Regions from separate parts of the Homo sapiens genome. Here region 2 is linked to region 1. A link is an interaction called in ENCODE POLR2A ChIA-PET data of the cell type or tissue named here. Cell type or tissue: PC-9. All regions are shown on one strand. Each heading gives the region's core, and the rest is flanking DNA. Links, peaks and the distances in the headings are about the cores only. Region 1 holds the start of LOC105370408 (a long non-coding RNA gene). Region 2 overlaps DHRS2 (dehydrogenase/reductase 2).

Region 1 (4,385 bases), core at 107-4,106:
GCAGATAGACACAATTCAGCCCAGGACAGTCTTCTTAAGCCTGCTCCTTTTCCACCTCGCTCTCCCTCTTTGTAGAGGAGACAGAAATAATTATCTGGCCTCTCCCACTGCCTTATAAATCTGACTGTGAGGAGTTCTCTTCTTTCCCCACCCCCTCCTATTGAGGCAGAAATTTAAAAATAAATATGCATTCATTCACTCTGAAAGTAACAGGCAAGGCAAGGGTTAAAAAGAAAAAAACAGGTTTTCCTCTGCCTAGCAGAGGAAAGTGCAGCAAGCTCACTTCAAGGACAGTTATAAGATAATACTGTTTGAGAAGCCAAGGCCAAAGGAATGGACCCCAGACACCCCCCAGCTCCAGAGCAAGGTTGAAGGAAAAAAAAAGAAAGACAAATTCTTTTACTGTTACTCCTTTCCCAGGCTTCTTAAGCATGATTATGTTTTACAAATGTCTGTATTTAGCCACTTGTTGTTTTTCTTTCAATGCAGCTACAAGGCCACCAGCTATGCAAGGCCACAAGTTATGCTATGCTATAGATTATGTGACCTATCATATTTGATAAACGTTTGGGTTTATTTATTGTAAGTCTGCTTATAAAAACCTGTCTCTGTCTTTGTTTAATGCTCAGCTTTTTGGATGTGAGTCCACTGAGCTGGCGTGTACCTACAATGAACAATCCTTCTGTACTCTCATATCAGTCTCTCTGGTCCTCAGTTTCCTGCAACATTTTTGGTGACCACAAAAGGACCAGAGACAGCAGGTTTACTGTTTCCTTTGGCTCTGGGCGCTGGAGCCCTGGGCCTCAGGAGACCTGTGACCCCAGGTACCACTGGAAGAACTTCAGCCCGGAGAGGAAATCAGCTCTCCCCTGACCCGGCGCCCCTACCCAGCAGTGCAATGGAACCTGAAAGGAGCTACAGGACAATTTCAGAAACAGCACCCTTCAGGAACTGCGGTAAGGTTTTAGGGCCCAAGGCAGGACCTGTCCCATGGGGATGGAAGGGGAGCCTAATCACCTCCTGGGATGTGCCGAATAGTTCGACCCAGAGGGGCTGGGGGCAACAGGAGTAGCTCATCAATTCGGATGAATCTCACACCCCAGTCGACACAGGATGCGAGAGTGGCTCGCTAAGTCAGCTAGGAAACTGGAGATGGTAAGAGTGGCTCGCCACCCCAACTAGGAAACTGGAGGTGGCAAGAGTGGCTCACCACCCCAACTGGGAAAGTAGAGGGGGTGAGAGTGGCTTGCCACCCCAATTACAAACACGGGAACTGGGAGTGGGGAAGTGTGTGGAAGTGTGTGAATGGAGGGGCCTAATTAGGCTCATCAGCTGTGAAGTGGGGAGTCACAGATCTCTTAGCATGGACTGTATCCTCCAAGAACGTGTGGGGCCAACTAAGACTAGTGGTGATCTGCATATGGCTAATAGGAGCTGCCCCATAGCTCAGAGTTGCAGTGAGAATAAGGACCTCTGCAAAGCCAAGCAGCATCTGAAAACTCCCATAATAGGAGATGGTATATTCGGCCGAAATGAGAGGAACAGTGAGTGTGCAAGAGTGATTGTGCTGTGTCGTAAAGGGAGGAATGGGAGGAAAGTCATCAAAAGTTACTCCATTGGAGTACATGTTACAGAACCTTAAGAAAGATTTTGCAAGGGATTATGGACTTAAGCTAAACCCCCAAAGATTGAGAACTCTCTGTGAATTAGAGTGGCCTTCTTTTGGTGTTGGGTGGCTGACTGAAAGAACTATAGATAGGGATAATTGGCTGTGCATTTAAGGTGGTGACAGGGCTTGGAGGACAGCCAGGGTACCCAGACAAATTTCCTTAAATTGATTCATGGTTAAATATAGCACAGACAAGAGCAGCCTGGATCCAGCCCTATTTAGCAGCTTCACTGGCAGACACAGAGTTAAAGGGGAAGTTCCAGAGAGAGCAAGAGAAGCCAGTTTTGCAGGAGCTGCCAGAGGGAACAGAGATTCGTCCCAGCCTACCCCCCTTTGCCAAGGCTAACAGCCCCCCAGGAACCAGATTCAGGAGCTAACACACCCCAAGTTTCACCCCAAAGGGCAGAATCGGAGCCTCGAGAGGCCAGGGAAGGAAGTCAAGATAGTCAAGCAGGCAGTCTCAGATCTGGCTGTGCTTGAGCTATGCAAATGCCTCTCAGGGAGGTGCGAGGACCCATCTATTATTATGATCAAGGCCAGGTTCAAGGGGGCAATGAACTTTCATCTACCAGCCCTTTTCAACCACTGATCTTTTAAACTGGAAATGCCACATTCCCTCCTACACGGAGAAGCCCCAAGCTCTTACAGATCTGATGCAATCCATCTTTCTGACATGCAATCCAACCGGGCCAGACTGCAGGCAGCTCCTCCTCACATTATTTAACACTGAGGAGTGCAGGAGAGTAACATAGGCAGCTCTCTGCTGGCTAGAAGCCAATGCACCAGAAGATGCAGTGAATGCTCAGGTACGTGCTCAGAGTCAGTTCCCAGACCAAGATCCCAACTGGGACCTGGTGGATGCAACACAACTTCAGCGTTTGCAGAGGTACCAAAAGGTCGCTTTTGCAAGGGATAAGAGCTGATAGAAAGCAATTAATATAGGGAAGATTTCAAAAGTGCTTCAGGGAGGTGATGAGAGCCTAAGTCAGTGGCTTTGTGAAGTATTACAGAGACTTTGTGAAGTATTCTGGTTTTACACCCCATTTCACCCTGAGGCTGCTGAAAATCAGCACATGGTAAACACAGCATTGGAAGGGCAAGCCCAGGGTAACATCAAGCAGAAGCTGCAGGCATGAATGCCACTCAGTGTACGTTAATCAGGACCAGAGAACAAAACAGAAAAGAGCAAAAGCAACAAGTGTGGTGCCAGGCAGCTAGGCACGCCAAGGGTTAAGCCCCTTTCCCCAGCCCGGCTCTATCTGGAAAAAGAGGGGGGAGGGGGGGACCAGCACCGGGAGAAGAGCAAAGGAGATGGAAGGGCATAATTCTGACATTTTGCGGCAGGCATCTCCCAAGCCTCTGGGCCAATGATGGCCCAGGGGGACTACGGTTGTGCAGACCCCACCCAGCCCAAAAGAGTAAATGTGAGAAGGGAAAGAAGAAAGTAAAAACAGAAATCCGAAAGAAACAGGAGAGACCTACGGCAGTGTGTGCGTGGGGGCGGGGCCGGTGTCATTGCCTGGCCCGCTGGCCTTAGGAACAGGAGAACTCAGGAAGGAAAAAGGAAGCAGATTGAAGGCTTAAGAAAAAGGCCAATCTGTTGGCAGCAGTCTTTATAGAGAGATTAGCAATGTGAGAGGACGTGGACGCAAATGTGGATGTGGAAGCGGTCAAGTTAGGCAGAGATTCAAGAGCCAGACAAGGCTAGAAAGAGATTAATGTGCGGGATGCAAAAAGAAAGGACACGGGAAGGATGAATGTCCAGAAGGTAATAAAGAGAGTGGTAAATGCTGTGATATAAAGAAGTCATTGGCCAAGGGCTGCCGCACGTTAGAGGAACCAGATACTGATCTGATTGGGCTGGCAAGAGCTGAAGGGTATGAGGACTAGGACAGACCAGGCTCCTTTTCATTAAGCCTCCAGGATCCCGTGGTCACATTAGAAGTTGAAGGCAGCAGGATTCTGCCACATCTGGATCCCAAATTTCTCACTGATGGCTAAGCCACTATATAAAGTTACAAAGGTTGGGTCGGGGGAAGAAAAAGTATCCTTCCTCTGGGACACTGAACTGAGAAGGAGCCATGCCTTCATGCCTTGTGAAAAACTTGCTTATAGACTTTACCGAAATGCCCCATGCTGGAGGCTGGCAGTATATGCTAGTGTTTATTTGCACCTTTTTCATGATGGAGTGAGGCTTTCCCCACTAGGACAGAAAAAGCACGAGAAGTGACTAAAGTACTGTTAAGAGACATTATCCCCGGGTTTGGACTGCCTCTAACTTTAAAGTCAGACAATGGGTCAGCATTTGTAGCTGAAATAGTGCAAGATTTAACAAGACTGTTAAAAATAAAATGGAAGTTACACACAGCCTATCGGCCACAAAGTTCAGGAAAAGTGGAACCACGAACCGGACACTCAAGCAGCTACTGAAGAAATATTGCCAGGAAATTCATCTGAGATAGGATCAGGTTTTGCCTATGGTCCTCCTCTGAGTCAGGTGCACCCCCACCAAACAAACTGGGTATTTACCCTATGAGATTTTGTTCGGTGGGCCACCCCCAAATCATAAGTCAAATTAAAGATGATCTCCAGGAACTAGGGGAATTAACTTTAAGAAAACAAATGCAGAAATAGCCATGCAAAGTGTTCATAATTAGGTACATGAAAAAAATGCCTAAAAACCTGATACCCCTTTAAACCTGGTAACTCTAGGTTA
Region 2 (4,385 bases), core at 154-4,153, 54 kb before region 1:
AACAACTCCGGATGGGAGGAATGAACAACTCCGGACACACCATCTTTAAGAACTGTAACACTCATTGCGAGGGTCCGTGGCTTCATTCTTGAAGTCAGCGAGACCAAGAACCCACCAATTCCAGACACAGAAGCAGTTAATTAATAACTGGTATAATTATTTGTTGGTGCCTGGCATCTCATTTAACTGGGAAGCTGCATGGTTGGGGTCCAGGGCTGAGTCTGTCGTTTACTAAGGTGTCCCCGCCTCTACTGCCCAGTGCTTGACACATTGCCAGTGCTCAATGTTTGCTATGCAATGGATGGAAAAATCACCCTTGTCTAATGAATGTTGAGTCTCACATTTTAATTTGTGAATAATTTCCCCAGTTTTATAGCTTAGGAGTTTTCATGGATTGCTTTCCTGACCTGAGGTTCACATGTTTGAAATTTACCCTAACCAGCCTGACTCTCTGCCACTTTCTGTTGCTGGCCTTGTCTGTCTGGAGGAAGGAGGAGGGTAGATTACCTTCATGCTCACTGAGGCATCAGTGATAAGTGAAATTGATTCTTTCCCCCAGGCCTGATTCAGCAGGAAGCATCTCAGACACCAACCACTATGCTGTCAGCAGTTGCCCGGGGCTACCAGGGCTGGTTTCATCCCTGTGCTAGGCTTTCTGTGAGGATGAGCAGCACCGGGATAGACAGGAAGGGCGTCCTGGCTAACCGGGTAGCCGTGGTCACGGGGTCCACCAGTGGGTGAGTGCTGGATTGCCCATGGGTCCTGGCCCCTCACAGGGTCCTTGTGGCTTCCACAAGGACTCAGGGTTTTAAAGCAAGACCCAGCCTTATTTGCTGATTTCCAGAGCTGGGTAGAGGAAGGACAGTGGAGAGAGGCTGAGGCTGACTTTTGCCCTCCATCTCTGCATTCAGGATCGGCTTTGCCATCGCCCGACGTCTGGCCCGGGACGGGGCCCACGTGGTCATCAGCAGCCGGAAGCAGCAGAACGTGGACCGGGCCATGGCCAAGCTGCAGGGGGAGGGGCTGAGTGTGGCGGGCATTGTGTGCCACGTGGGGAAGGCTGAGGACCGGGAGCAGCTGGTGGCCAAGGTGAGGGGGCAGGCGGTGGAAGGACACAGAGAGGGGAACATGCAGAACCTTTCCTTCACTGCTTGGCCCTTGTGGGGTGGGTCTAGAATATGTCCTGAGACCATGACTGCACCCAGGCTGCCCAAGCTAACCTCGCTACCCAGAAGGTCCCTCAGGAAAGTGACCTGTTCGTGAGAGGACCCTCACCCCACCCCCAGGCCCGGGGAGAATCACTGTGGAGGAGGAGTCTGAAGGGGTGAGGGAGGTCCCCAGAGGGACTCCTGGAGCAGACCTTCCTCTCTCAGTGCCTGGCCCCAGGAGCCTGCCCTTGGGACACCTAGGTCATTTTCCTTTAGGAGCTCTGCAAGCTTTGCCTGAAGGCCTTATGACCTGGGCTGCCCTGGGAGGGATAGTCCTCCTCAGGCCATCTCCACACTCATCCAATCTCCTCTCCGCAGGCCCTGGAGCACTGTGGGGGCGTCGACTTCCTGGTGTGCAGCGCAGGGGTCAACCCTCTGGTAGGGAGCACTCTGGGGACCAGTGAGCAGATCTGGGACAAGGTGAGAGGCCTCCCCTGGGGAGGCGGCTGAGGGCCCGATTCCAGCTCTGCACTGGGCTCCAGCATGCCTGTGCCCACCAAGACTCTGTTTCCCTCCAGAGGTTATGGGAGAAGCAGGCCCTGGGTGGTAGTCCTGCCTGGCCAGCTGTCTCCCAAAATGTGCCCGGATGCTACTTTCTGGCTTGTTGGTTCTTAAATCTGGCCCCCACACTTTCTGCTTTGTTTTCTCTTCTCATCACTTTTTCATTTAATCATTCAGCAGGTATTTATTGCTGTCTGCCAGGCACCACTATTCCAGGCTCTAGGGATACAGCTGTGAATGGTTAGTCAGAGTCTCTCTGTAAGAGTCAAACATTTTTGTATGGTACACCCTTTTGTAGGGGAAGATACGGATACTGTGTTTTTCTTTGGTGACCTGTGCCTGTAGCGGAGACTGTCTCTCCTAGAAGGGGGCTCCTCACTGAGTCCCACACAAACTTGCCGACAGGACCAGATCCAGCCATCAGCATTCCGGGGGCTTAGACATCCCAGCCTGCTGTAAGTCCATTCAAGGATTCTGCTACCTTGTCCACAAGGGACCGGGAGAGACCTTGTAAAATGCCTTGAAGCTCATCTTGGGCCTAGTTGTTCCCCAGTGACTTCTGTTCCCTTCACTCTCATGTTTTGTTTTCTGTTCTCTCTGCCAGAATGCGTCGTGATGAATCTCATTCTTTCTGCTATTGTGAGCATTCACCACTCTGCCCTAAGCACTGGGTCAAAGTGTTTCCTGCCTTCTGGCCTTAGAGTGTTCTGCCTTCCCTAGATCCTGCACTCTCACTTGCCAACATCATCTTCAGGCTGGCCCCTCCCTTCTATCTGCCCTTGGCTGGGTGCCCTTGGCTACATCCTCAGAGATGATCTGAAATTTGAGCTCCCTGCAGCCCCTGCTGAGCAGCTTCCCCAGGCTCTTTAGCTATGTTGTTAATGCCTCCAAAGGATCATTTGTGATTTTATAGCTGGGATTTTATTGCTGACAGTCTCCTAACCCTCCTGAATCATTTTGCTGTTTAGTGTCTCAGTTCACAGGATCATGACTCTTTTTCTCGAAACTGTTGCAGTCCTCCCTCCTGAAGCTGAGGGCAGATGCCAACAATCTGACCTTACTTTCTCTGATTCTCCCCTGTTCTCCAAGGACTTGGCCTTCAGTGAGCAATTCTGTACCACTGGACAGAAATCATTGATGACTCGTCCCCGATCACATCTGCCATCACCTCAGAGGTGAAATTGTCACAAAATGAGTTTAGAATTTACCAGATGCTCTGCTTTCAACTAAATGTGTTTTCCGTAGGTGTCCTGTAAGGAGAATTCCTTACCACTCATCTTATTCTTGAGCCAGTTTTGAGGCCATCTCCAGGCAGACCCCCCTTCTTTCCAGCAGGTTGGGAAACCTCTGATCTGTTAAACTACCAAAACCACATCACCTCCATCCTTCTCCAGCGACTCCAGCGTGCGCCCTCTTTCAGGCTCATGGATAGTTCTCTGCTCAGAACTACTTGGCACACTGAGCTACTCTCTCTTACTTTCTAATGGGGCAGTTTTCTTCATCAAGGGAGGGAGTCTCACCTTTTCTTTGGCTTGGTTTTTGTTCCTGAGTCCAGGAGGGGTCTTACCTCAGCCCCTCACTCAGCCTGATGCACATGGAGTATTGGACAGATATCCTGTGGGCTGGTTGGGGTCTGTTTTGACCAGGAAACCCTTACAGCTAACCTAATCCTCAATTCCTTCTTATTAGGGACCTCAGGGTGGTACCCACTTCTGACATCTGGACCACTTCTTGCAGTCATTGGGGGTCATCCCCCACACTGGTAACCTGTCATCAAATGGGCCACAGCAACATTCAGCTTAAGTATTTCTCCTTCCCACATCCAAGGGATTGAGTGGGAGTGAGATTGGGGGGTGGAAAAAACAGTGAACAGTCCTGGTGAGTTGCAGATGTGGTCTCATTCCCTAGAGATGCAGGATGCAGCTGACCTGAATCAGGACAGATCCCTGCAGGAGGGACTCCTGGTGCCATGTCAGTCCCACCTGGCACTGCCCTAGCTCCCAGGCTCCGCCTCTGCATCTTTCCTTGCTACTTCCTCTTTCACTTCTCCCCCGTTCCCAGACCCACCAGACAGAGCTTCCAGAGTGTCAGGACATGTGTGACTTAGCCCAGATTCAGACTTTAGTCACAAGCAGGATCAGCATAGACATCTAGCTCCCAGCATGGCAATTCTCTGTTGTGTCTCCCTGTTTGTATTGGCTGCAGGAAAGCTCAGAGCCAAGTCTGCGATAAGCTGGTGTGTGTAGGCCCTTACAGCCTGCATTTTTATGACCAAATAATAGAATAAATGCTCAGTCCTTATCACATGCTGTGAACTGTAGGCACCAACCTCACTCTTGCTTTTTCTTATTTTTCTACACTGATTTTTCCTTTTCTCCATTTCTTCACACATAGTACCTATTTGATTTATTTTATGCTGTTGCATTGTGAGTATGCCTTAAATTCTATGGGGACAAGGTAAGAGGACAAGCAAATGAAAGCTCAGAGAGACAAAAAAGGCTCTTCCAGAAATCTCCCTTGCTTCTAGCACCTGCTTCCCCTCCATCAGGCTGTCTTCAGTCTTTCTCCAGAGGCCTCTGCTTACAGTGTGTTGTTGTTTTCTTTTTAAGAGACAGGGTCTCACTCTGTCACCCAGGCTGGAGTGCAGTGGCATGATCATGGCACACTGCAGCTTCA

Evidence for each region. Peaks named below come from ENCODE experiments on the same cell type or tissue, not always from the same donor. Only the 100,000 strongest peaks of a DNase experiment are listed, where the experiment ranks them.
Region 2: POLR2A ChIA-PET joins it to region 1 with 8 read pairs; 4 of 35 experiments call an interaction of 5 or more read pairs at or near these places.

What each region holds. Positions count from the first base shown.
Region 1 is chr14:23,692,391-23,696,775 of GRCh38, forward strand. LOC105370408 (a long non-coding RNA gene) reads left to right here and starts at 341. Exons shown (of 3, transcript XR_943609.2): 1 at 341-582; 2 at 716-956. RefSeq lists an enhancer at 1,988-2,504. In PC-9, for the core only: no CTCF peak of the experiment used is centred there; a DNase peak (open chromatin) is centred at 2,331; H3K4me3 peaks cover 1,599 bases; H3K27ac peaks cover 3,793 bases.
Region 2 is chr14:23,638,268-23,642,652 of GRCh38, forward strand. It overlaps DHRS2 (dehydrogenase/reductase 2), which reads left to right. Exons shown (of 9, transcript NM_005794.4): 2 at 560-737; 3 at 912-1,089; 4 at 1,527-1,628. The coding sequence starts at 598. Among named protein-coding and RNA genes, the nearest start is that of DHRS2, 4.1 kb to the left of the region's middle. In PC-9, for the core only: no CTCF peak of the experiment used is centred there; a DNase peak (open chromatin) is centred at 2,414; H3K4me3 peaks cover 2,466 bases; H3K27ac peaks cover 3,101 bases.